Linked DNA regions of Homo sapiens: all the other regions are linked to region 1. A link is a contact called in ENCODE Hi-C or POLR2A ChIA-PET data. All regions are on one chromosome and are shown on one strand. Each heading gives the region's core, a stretch centred on a gene start or an enhancer-like site at or near the end of the contact. The rest is flanking DNA. Distances are from core to core; before and after follow the strand shown. Region 1 overlaps ATG5 (autophagy related 5). Region 2 has its middle 42 kb from the start of LINC02836. Region 3 overlaps LOC105377921 (a long non-coding RNA gene).

Evidence for each region. A loop is a pair of places that touch in the nucleus more often than their neighbours do. ChIA-PET counts read pairs that join two places held with the same protein, here RNA polymerase II (POLR2A). Pooled maps may share reads with other maps.
Region 2: a loop to region 1 is called in a pooled map, with 3 times the contacts of the local background. The contact joins two enhancer-like sites. A Hi-C loop is called at or near these places in 1 of 168 maps with a recorded cell type or tissue (mammary epithelial cell), 1 of 37 single-sample maps with no recorded cell type and 3 of 50 pooled maps. POLR2A ChIA-PET finds 5 or more read pairs at or near these places in 2 of 52 experiments (MCF 10A and activated CD8-positive, alpha-beta memory T cell).
Region 3: a loop to region 1 is called in a map with no recorded cell type, with 9 times the contacts of the local background. The contact joins two enhancer-like sites. A Hi-C loop is called at or near these places in 7 of 37 single-sample maps with no recorded cell type and 4 of 50 pooled maps. POLR2A ChIA-PET finds 5 or more read pairs at or near these places in 2 of 52 experiments (A549 and T-cell).

The regions. Positions count from the first base shown.
Region 1 is chr6:106,180,863-106,184,519 of GRCh38, forward strand. ATG5 (autophagy related 5) reads right to left here. Exons shown (of 8, transcript NM_004849.4): 8 at 3,614-3,657. Among named protein-coding and RNA genes, the nearest start is that of PRDM1, 96 kb to the left of the region's middle. RefSeq lists a silencer at 1,723-1,772. Within about 2 kb of position 1,274, at least 3 of the 41 ENCODE cell types and tissues checked have a DNase peak (open chromatin) inside an H3K27ac peak, as active enhancers do; they include mammary epithelial cell, where a contact is called at or near this core.
Region 2 is chr6:105,589,112-105,592,455 of GRCh38, forward strand. No RefSeq gene overlaps it. Among named protein-coding and RNA genes, the nearest start is that of LINC02836, 42 kb to the right of the region's middle. RefSeq lists an enhancer at 1,935-1,984. Within about 2 kb of position 2,085, at least 3 of the 41 ENCODE cell types and tissues checked have a DNase peak (open chromatin) inside an H3K27ac peak, as active enhancers do; they include mammary epithelial cell, where a contact is called at or near this core.
Region 3 is chr6:105,458,691-105,462,190 of GRCh38, forward strand. All of the region lies in intron 1 of LOC105377921 (a long non-coding RNA gene), which reads left to right. Among named protein-coding and RNA genes, the nearest start is that of PREP, 57 kb to the left of the region's middle. RefSeq lists enhancers at 517-786, 797-856. Within about 2 kb of position 1,326, at least 5 of the 41 ENCODE cell types and tissues checked have a DNase peak (open chromatin) inside an H3K27ac peak, as active enhancers do.

The DNA.
Region 1 (3,657 bases), core at 24-2,523:
ATCCAGTCCACAAATTACTTAGTTTTGGCCGGGTGCCGTGGCTCATGCCTGTAATCCCAGCACTTTGGGAGGCTGAGGCAGGCAGATTACAAGGTCAGGAGTTCGAGACCAGCCTGGCCAACATGGTGAAAACTTGCCTCTACTAAAAATAAAATAAAATAATTAGCTGGATGTAGGGGGTGCCTGTAATCCCAGCTACTAGGGAGGCTGAGGCAGGAGAATCGCTTGAACCAGGGAGGTAGAGATTGCAGTGAGTCAAGATTGCGCAACTGCACTCCAGCCTGGGCGACAGTGTGACACTCAGTCTCAAAAAAAAAATAAATAAGAAACAAAAATTACTTAGTTTTTACTTAATTGCTCCCTCACTTTTTAAAGTTGGCTCCAAGACCTGGTGATACCTTCAGATGTCATCAATAACTTGCTCTGTCATACTTCACTGAATATCAGCATCGATACAGTACAAGAAACATCAGGGTAAGTTGACATTTCATATTACATTATAATGAATTTCAAAACAATGACAAAAGGAGCCATGGAAATACAGGTAGTGAGCATGACCAAACTCTTCAGGAAGACATGGTTGAGATGGCATATGCAGAAAAAAGACTGGTAGTCAGGAGATAACAAATTTCTCTTGGCTTTTACAAAATCGTTGGGGTCAGACAGTTTCTAGGTCAATGAGTGACTGTCTTTGTAAAAGAAAGCTAAAAACTAACAGTTTTGAGTAACAAGAGTATCAAAACCCACCTTACAGATGTGAGCTTTCTACAGCGTACCTTACTTGGAAAATATGCACTAGGCAACACAAAAAGACAAAGTCATCAAGTCCCAAACAAGTACAGCTAGAGATCAGAAATACCTGCTGTATGTGCCAGTACCACAGAAAACCACCCATTTGTGAGGCCAGTCCCTCTCTGCTTGACCTCAGCCGCATTCTATCTGGGGATCTTGGTGACTGATAACAGAATACCATATTTCAGCTCCATGGCTCTCTTGGCTAGTTTTATGGCAACTCCCTGAGAGCAAATATTCCCCTTGAATTCCTACTTACTCATACCTATGAATTGAGGTTTTCTCCAATCCATTGACAATTTGCCTGAGTTTTTATATTTGGATGGATGTTTCATAAACAGAACTTATGGTTAATTCCCAGCCCTTTCACTAAATCTCACCCTGGATGTGATCTGTCAGATTATGGCACTACGGAGCAGCCAGACTATGCATCCAATATTGGCATTATGAAAACCTAAACTACTCCATCCCCTGAGGACAGCACATGACTTGGCATGTATTACTCAGTACACAGTATATACTTGGCAGATGAATTTCAAGAATGACACTGACAAAATGGGAGATATTTGGAGGAAGGAATGAACAGACTAGAGCTATTTTGTTTGGAGATGAGTCAGACGCTTGAGAGCTTCTTTCAAATAGCTAAAGAGTTGTCAGAAAGGGAAAAGTAAGATTTATGCTATAAACTCTAGGTCATTATGAGCTAATGATTTAATGTAGTATTTCCCATGCTAGAGTTCAATAGGAAGCTGTGATACTAGGAAAGAAAAAAAAATTCTATGGTCAAGGAAGTTTGGGAAATGTTGAATTAAATAGCTCTTATTTTCAGAAGTAAAGTTCTAAGCAAAAGCAAGACACAAATCACTCATTTATGAAAAGGTCAGAATTAACAAATACCTCCAGATGCTTGGTGAGAATAGCTCCAGCTTTAGGGGCTGCTTAAATTAGAGTGATGTTGAAACACAAGATATGTGCTGCGGTCTACACTGCAACTAAAATGAATGTGGACTGACGCAAGGATCTGGTCCACAGTGGTTCCTACCGAAAGTAGTCGATTTGAGTAAGCAAGTCTTCATCACTAATGCCAGGCCGAACCAAGTGCACTTTGTATACTGATTTCTAAATGACAAGGTTCTATTTTTATAGCTGGTATTCTTACCAGAAAAATATAACACTCATTATAAAGTTATTAAGTAATCCTTTTTTCCACACTTGCTAAACACCAACTGTGTGCTATATACTCCACTGAGAACTGGGGGAAAAAATGGAAAACGCCTGGTTGTACTTTATTTATCCTTGAGATGTGGAGGTGAGAAAGCTACAGAGGGAAAGCCAAACTAATCACTTTCATAGGAGTCAACTTATACGTCAAAGCGTACTGACATCCCTCAATCTTCAAATTTGTCTTTATCTCACTATATATCATTCTAATACAGTAACATAGTTAATAAAAATGATTTTGCACTTAAAAACCTAAGTACTTAAAGAGCTACCTAAAGGACCTAAAAATTGAGTCTTTCACTCCATGGTTACTATATTGTTCCTACTAGATTTTACAGTAGTACTATATCTGCTCGTAAGCATGAAGAATCAAATTTATAATTCATGATTGATAATGTGAAAGATGCTTTTGTCAAATAAAGCTACATAGTAAATAAATTTTTATAATGTCCAAGTTTTCGCTTAATCTCAAATGATCTGAAAAGAGGCATGCCTCTCTTCTTTCCTCTCTACCATCACTGTAATTTTTAATATTTTCAGACCAGGAGATAAATATATTTAGGAAACAAGAGGATGACAGAACTCAGGCAAGTAGGTATTTTGATGGACTCCATCCATTGATCGACAATGAATAGGTTCAAATATTCCTAAATATGGTCACACTTGATTTTCCTATCATACCCCAAGGTTTTACATTTGTATTTCAACCATGCTGGCACATGTAACAGGAAACCCAACTTACCTCAGACCTAAATATCAATAGTATGATAAATAAAAGTGAGACTGTCATTCTCTGGCATGACCCACATAAACCAAATTTCTAAAAACTGAAGAAAAGGTTACCTCAAATAGCCTATTAAAAAATACTGTAGAAAGATAACCATTAAAAACTACTGTCACACAATGTCAAAGCTTATATATTGTTTTCTCAGATAATGATCAACTCCTAGCTTGTTTCCAGTGTTAAATGTAACAAGACTAGTACACTAAACGAATTCACCTCACACTCAGATTGGAATACGGTTTATACCTCATCATCCTATAAAGACTGATAAGTCAACTTAAACTATAAACAAGTTACTTCGGGTCCCTAAATCTGTAAGAAAATCCTGGTGCTTATCAGTTCAACTCCCCAAACTGAAACGAAGAATAAACACTCTTAATGTGAACAATCATATTCAGACCAGCCTCTTGTGCAAAAATATAAGTCAGTGGATTTTTTTATCCTTACATAACTCAAATATTGCTATTTTTTTCTGCCTTTATTAAAATGGCAATTAGAGTTGAATTCCATGGTCATAATTTAGGTCATCCGAATGAAAATCAACATTATAAAGGACAATGACTTACTTTAATCTGAATTTACTCGTTCCTAGTTAACAATGCCAATATTTAAAAATGTATTTGTATTTTCCTAGGAGGTCACTATTTACTATTAGTCAAATAGGCATATTGGGGGTCTTCTCCAATTTTCTTTTATATTCTCTTCTATATCCCTCCATCCTATTTCTCCAAGAAACTTTTATGACAGTTTGTGACTAAGGAAATTTTAATGATTTTATCAACAGGTAACTTGTTTTAAATAAAGACGGACACAACATTTATTTAATTTTTTAATAAACCATAAAATTTAAATATTCAAAT
Region 2 (3,344 bases), core at 835-3,334, 590 kb before region 1:
TCATTTTAACATTTTTGAAGCAGGTAGGTTTGGGATTTCTGGTTCCTGTAAAGCAAAGCCCATGATGGTTCTTTGATTCAGTTGTCTCCTGGGGAAAATGAGGGAAGAAGGTTTAAGTGGTTTGTTATCAGTGGCTACTGAATTACACCTTTTACACCATTACTTTTTTTATTTATATTTATTTATTTTTATTTTTTGAGATGGAGTTTTGCTCTTGTTGCCCAGGCTGGAGTGCAATGGCACGATCTCGGCTCAGCACAACCTCCGCCTCCCAGGTTCAAGCGATTCTCCTGCCTCAGCCTCCCGAGAAGTTGGGATTACATACACCATTACTTTTAACGACAAAACCAGCAACTACTTTTGCACCAGTCCAATATATGGAGGGATTTACTGATGTATGAAATATGGGTTGGGGGTGATTAGAAGAGAGAGATGGAAAAGCTGGGATATCAAGAATAAAGCTTGTAGGATTAGAAAAAACAGAAGGAGGAAAGATGAGATAAGGTAAACTCAGAGCAAAGCATGAAATAGGAATTATGTTGGGCTACTCAGTGGGAGAAGTGACACGTGTCTCTTAAACATATGCTGGCCTGACCTTACTGGGGTCAAAGGGACAGTCAAGGAACCTGCCCTGAAAATGCCAAGAGGAGGCTGAGAGCCAAAGAAAGCAAGGGTCAGCCTCCTAGGAGGCCGCCTATCTACACAAATGAGTTTCCCAAGAAAGTCTCATTTATTTTAGGTCTCTTCTGTGGAATAAAACAATTCCCTCTTTGATGGGATTATATTTGTGGGAGGGAAAGGAGCAGGAGAAAATTCAGTGTCAAGGGCAAAAGTCCACTAAGATGATTCACCTGGGAGATATTTTTTGGAAGGTCTGATACCCTTAGGAGCTAGAAATCAATATTCAAAGATCTCCCATTCCAATGTCATTTAGGCTGCAAGTATGCAGATTTCAGGGCCTGTAGGGGGAATTTATCCGGTAGTGGAATCCTAACACATCTTTTCACTTTGTGAAGCTTGTTCTATGGGTAAATTTCATACCGCCTTGACTTGTACGAGTACAGAATAGGGGAAAGAGCAGTGGAATAAAACCTCAACATCCCAGAAATAGTTTAATTACAGTTTCATTTAGAGGAGAAAAGGAACAGACACTTTTTTATTTTCTATTTTATTTTTCTTCATTCTTTGAGAAAGCATGTCATTCATTTGGTTTTGTCTACTTCAGTATTCAAAATTCCCCTCTGGCCAGTACTGGGAGGCTTCTCTTCCAAGGAGAGGGCTCTCCCACTTCCTGGGAACAGGCTTTGTGCGCAGAAGCCCTGGAGAGTTCAGCAGCTGGTGCTGGGAAAGTTGGGGATTCAGGAACCCTGGAGCATCAGCAGTAAGTTCAACAAATAAGGTGTACCAAGGGTTTAAAATGTGCTCACCTTCACTTCCAAGCATAAGAAGAGGAGGCATAGGCCGGGCATGGTGGCTTATGCCTGTAACCCCAGCACTTTGGGAGGCTGAGGCAGGCAGATCACCTGAGGTGCGGAATTCAAGACCAGCCTGGCCAAACATGGTGAAACCCCGTCTCTACTAGAAATACAAAAATTAGCCAAGCATGGGCACATGCCTGTAATCCCAGCTACTTGGGAGGTTGAGGCGGGAGAGTCGCTTGAACCCAGGAGGCGGAGGTTACGGTGAGCTGAGATCGTGCCACTGCACTCCAGCCTGGACAACAGAGTGAGACTCTGTCTCAAAAAAAATAAAATAAATAAATAAATAAATAGTGGAGGCATTAAAAAAGATTAGAATAAAGAGATGCTAGAAGAAGCTATCTCTTCTTTCCATTTTGTAGATGCCATCAACCTGTTCTTGAATTGCATTCTTTTTGTCTTTGGGTCATTTCTTTCTCCCTTTATCCCAGCATGAAAGGGAGAAAGGGTGGTGGGTTTTAAGAACTAAAGTTTCTTTTGTAGGTATCTCTAGTCTCCCTCCAGCCTTGTGAATCTCTCAGCAATCCTGAGATGCTACTTAGGACCCGCCCCCAATGCCCCCTTCTGAAGAATGGCCTGATTTATAGACACTCCCTAACATAGTCAGAGGCTATTAGCAACTCTTCAGTTGCCCCACCTTCTAGATTATCTGTCTGCAGTTGGGAAATTCCACTAGCCACTTCCTGAAAACAAACTTTCTACTCTTAAGTCTGTAGATGACAGCTATTGAGTGCCTGGACAACTTGTCTGCCCCATATGCAGTTGTAGAGAAACACCTGAGCCTTTTGGGCCAGCAAAATCCCTCATTCCTTCTCTGCCCTTACCTAGTCCCGGTCTGTTTCATGGATTTTTCAGCACTTCCCCTATCAACTTGGCTATTCCCTGTTATTTGTAAAAGCCAAGTTGATAATCCCTCAAATTTTGCCAGTAAATTGATGCAAAATAAAAAAGTGAATCATTATGGATATACAGTTCAAGTTTTGCTAATCTATCCACAGTATTTATGGAGTGACCAATGTGTCCAGGAAGGGCCTGGTAGAAGAGGTTTTTTGGAGGCTATAAAACAACAACAACAACCACCAACAGATTAGATGCCTGTTGCAAAATTCAAGACAATCAGGAATCAACTAATACAACATCTATATGGCATAAGAAGTCTTCAAAACACCTCATTAATATATTAACTCACCACAAGTCAGTTTATATTCCAGAGTATAGTTTAATCAAATATTGTTTTGATGTAGCTACACACATATCAAATTTAAAAAATATACATTATGACTTGGTATTCATTTATTTGCCACCAAAACTAAGCTCTTGAAAACTCGGTATACTAAATATGTGTATTTTAAAAAGATGTTGCTTCTCCATCACATTAATAGAAATAATTACACTTGAAGAGACATAAATTATATTAGTTTTTTATATTGATGTTTCCGAATCAGAAAAAAAGAGTAATTGAATTAAATCTAATGTAAGGGAACAGCCTTAAACTCTTGGACTGGGGGGTAAAACCAGCAGGCAGATCCAGAAGGAAGGTTTGCAGAGTGTTGCTCAGGCAAACAAGATACAAAGGAAAGAAAGTCCTGGATGTTGTTAGGTAGAGCAGGATATTAATACCTAAGAACATTAGGTCTGAGGAAAGAGTCTTTTTCAAACACAACTACCTTGGAGAAAATTTGAACTGCCATCTCTCAGTGATTCCTTTTAGGATAATTTCCTGTTTGCATGTTTACCATGTGCAATAAAGAAATAGTTCTGTTAGACTTATAAGAAAAGGGGCTACACAGCTGACTACTGAGACCTACCAGCCCTTCCTAGTCTTGAAACCAAACCTGGCCTGACTCAGAAAGAACTCAGTATTAA
Region 3 (3,500 bases), core at 76-2,575, 720 kb before region 1:
ATAGAAGAGAATTACCCTGACTTTACACTGGAAAGTACCCTTAGCATTGTTCTAGATGGTGACCTAGAGAGTGCCTGATTCATGCAGCTTTATGTGAGTTGAAATTGAAAGTTGGCTCTGAAATCACAAGTTTTACAAAATTCACTCAATGGAATCTTAAATGATAATAGCAAAAATTTCTCTGCATCTTTTGCATAGATGTTTCCTATAATTTTAGTGTCAAGACATATGTTCTAATAATGTTTCTTCACTGGTATCCTCTCCCCTGAAGTTTGACACTCTTGTACTTAGTTTTCCTCCTGGAGTCCCAGGCAAATAATTACTATTTTTTTTTTTTTTGGTTGGCAGACGTTATTTGAACTGCCATCCCTATTATGAGATTCAGGTGAGAACAGGCTTGGGCAGGGAGGGAAGCACATACGTGCATAAATGTGCCATATCGCCATGTTCTTGTTGCAAATCCTTTAAGTGACGGCAACGGAGCCAAGGACTGACTGGGAGGTCAGTCACACACCCTCACAATCTGGTGCACTGGCATCCGTTGTGCTCAGAGTGGTTTGTTTCTGACAGTTACGGCAGCTGGATCAACACTTATTTTTTCATAATGACTCAGATCTTCATGTTCTGTTGCTTTGGGGTAATACCTATGACAAATATTAGGATGTGATGGTGCTGGGCTAGGAAGAGTGGACGTGACAACGAGCACTCACTCTAGGACGTAGTATCTGAAGGCTTCAACTCTGAAAGTCTAGTGACTCAGCTACTCAAAATCCTACATGTCACATTTCTATAAACATCCAACATCTGCTCCTATAATATATATGAGGGGATGTCATAAAAGTTGGATTTTATGACAAAAGTTTTGTTGTCTAGAGAGTCTCTCTGATGAAACCGTGAGGCATAGTTGTGATCAGTTTTAAGAACAGATGGCATTTTTGTTGGTTGTTCACATCTGTTGAGACTTAATGATATGCTAGGCACCCCCCTATAGGTTTATGTAGGACAACTCTACGAGGTAGGCAGTATTATTATTATTATTACCATTTTATAATGGAAATGGACACACAGAAGGGTTAAGTAATTTGTCCAAGGTCAAACAGCTTCAACAGAATCATCTAAATCCCAGAAATTGGGATCAGGTTCCTCTGTGGGACTTCTGTTCATGTTACCTTCATCATTCTGGTCACTCAGCCTCAAAACGTTAGATCTTGGAGGGACCTGAGAAGTTATAGAGGAACACATTCATTGTAGGGATGAGGAAAACAAAGCTAAGAGAGCATTAAATATCTGTCCTGAGGATCTACAACTGGATTGTGGCAAAACCAAGACTAGCCAATGTTGTTTTTGTCTCTTACATCACACTCTGGCTTTTCTCTGCCCATTGTTCTTTATTGCTAATGAATCACCAGTCTTATTCACTTCCTTCTTAACTTTTCTGATCTCTGCCCCTTCCTTCCTATCCCCCAATTCAGGTTCTGGTTACTCTTTGCCTGGACAACTACAGCAGTCCTGTGGCTTCAGGACTGCCCATCTTTTTTTTTTTTTCCAAGTAGATTGAAATTGGAGCAAAAGTAATTAGTAATTATAAAATCACCTTTTAAGAAATGTTATATTTATTCCATTCAGTCATTTCTCAAATGTTGCCAAATTTCTCCTTTGTAATTGCTAATTGTTATTTTAAAAACGTCCACCTTAAACATTATTAGTGCTTAGCTCTCCCTTGTAATTAGATGCAATTATCAGAACATAGTTTATATTAACCTGGGTTTGTGTGTTGTGCTGTGTGAGCCATACTTCCTACTGACTTGTTCCTGTCCCCGATAAAAATTCCTTCCTTTATTTTCGCATAATCTTAAAATTTTTTTTAAAAAGAAAGCATGTTCATTATAGAAAAACCCAGTGCATATAAATAATTACAGAAGAAAAATCTCAAAACACTTAGACTCTTATTCATCCAAATCAAGGTTAACACATTGCTGTGTATTATTTCTCTTTTATGTGTAGATTTTTCTTTTTTAATGTGCAAATTTAGGAAAAGAACTAATATTCCTCTTTGTTAAAATGTGGATAATAATACCTCTATCACAAATTTCTTGGAAGAATAACATGAGAATATATATGAATGACATGGACAGGAGGCAGGGAAATACTGGGTAGAAGAGGGTGGTTCCTCGGCAAAGGCACCACCCTCAAGCCTGGAAACCTGTGGCCCTAAATGGGAATGGGCATTCCTGTTTTTGTGTCCAAATGTTGCCTTTTGGCCTGCCACACCCCCCCATCCTGTACCTATATAAACCCCAAACCCCAGGCTCCACAAGCAGAAGAGCAAAGGAGCAAAACAGTGGCAGAGTGGCACAGCAGAGAAGGAAAGAACAGAAAGAGCGTCTGAATGTCGAGAGGAGTTCGGCTGGGAACAGAGAGGAGATTGGTCACAGGACAGCCAAACTCCAGGGGAGGATTATCTTCCCACTCCATCCCCTTTCCAGCTCCCCATCCATCCCACTGAGAGCCACCCCCATCACTCAGTAAAATCCTCACATTCACCATTCTTCAAGTCCATGTGACCTGATTCTTTCTGGATGCTGGATAAGGAGTCGAGTACCAAGAGGGCAGAGGGCAGGGTGTAAAAGGCTGTCACCCTGACCCTCCGCTAAGCTGGTTTAACACTCAGCTGTCCGTGGATGGCAACTGCTAAAAGAATATTAATTGTAACACACCCTTAGATGCTACCATGGGGCCAGAGCCCAAAAACGCTTGCCCTGACTCCTGCACCTGCCCGTCTGCATGCTACCCCTCCCATAAGGCATTTCAGTGCATGGTGACCCGAGCAAATGAGCCACACCCTTATTGCAATTTCTCCAAGGGGATTGGGGAACTCTCCCATTCTATGAATATACTTGGCACGTAGAAATTGCCCAACATATGGTAGATATGAGCTGTTTTTATATTCAACTCTTCAAACTCCTGGAATTAGTTTTGATGTCAAGTTTGAAATAGGGATATGATTTCATTTTTCCCCCAGTGGTTAAGTAATTGCTTCACTTTTTCAAAATTAAAGTTTTAATTTAGAGATAACTGTAGATTCACATACGGTTGTAACAAATTATACAGTGAGATCCTGTGTACCCCTTACCTAGTTTCCCCCAGTGATAACATCTTGCAAAACTATAGAACGATGTGAACCAGGATGTTGACACTGGTACAGTTAAGATACAGAACATCTCTGCCCCACAAGGATCCCTCTTGTTTGCTGCCCTTTATAGTCACATCCAATTCCCTCCTGCCCCCACCCACCTTCTTAACCACTTGTAACCACTAATCTGTTCTACATTTCTATAATTTAGCCATTTCAAGAATATTATAGAAATGAATCATATAGTATATAACACTTTTGATTGTTTTTTTCTGCTTAGCATAATTATCTGGCGATTAATTCAACCTTTTGCTGTATCAACAATTCTTTCTTTTATAGATTAACTTAGAGAGAATAGGTCCATTTA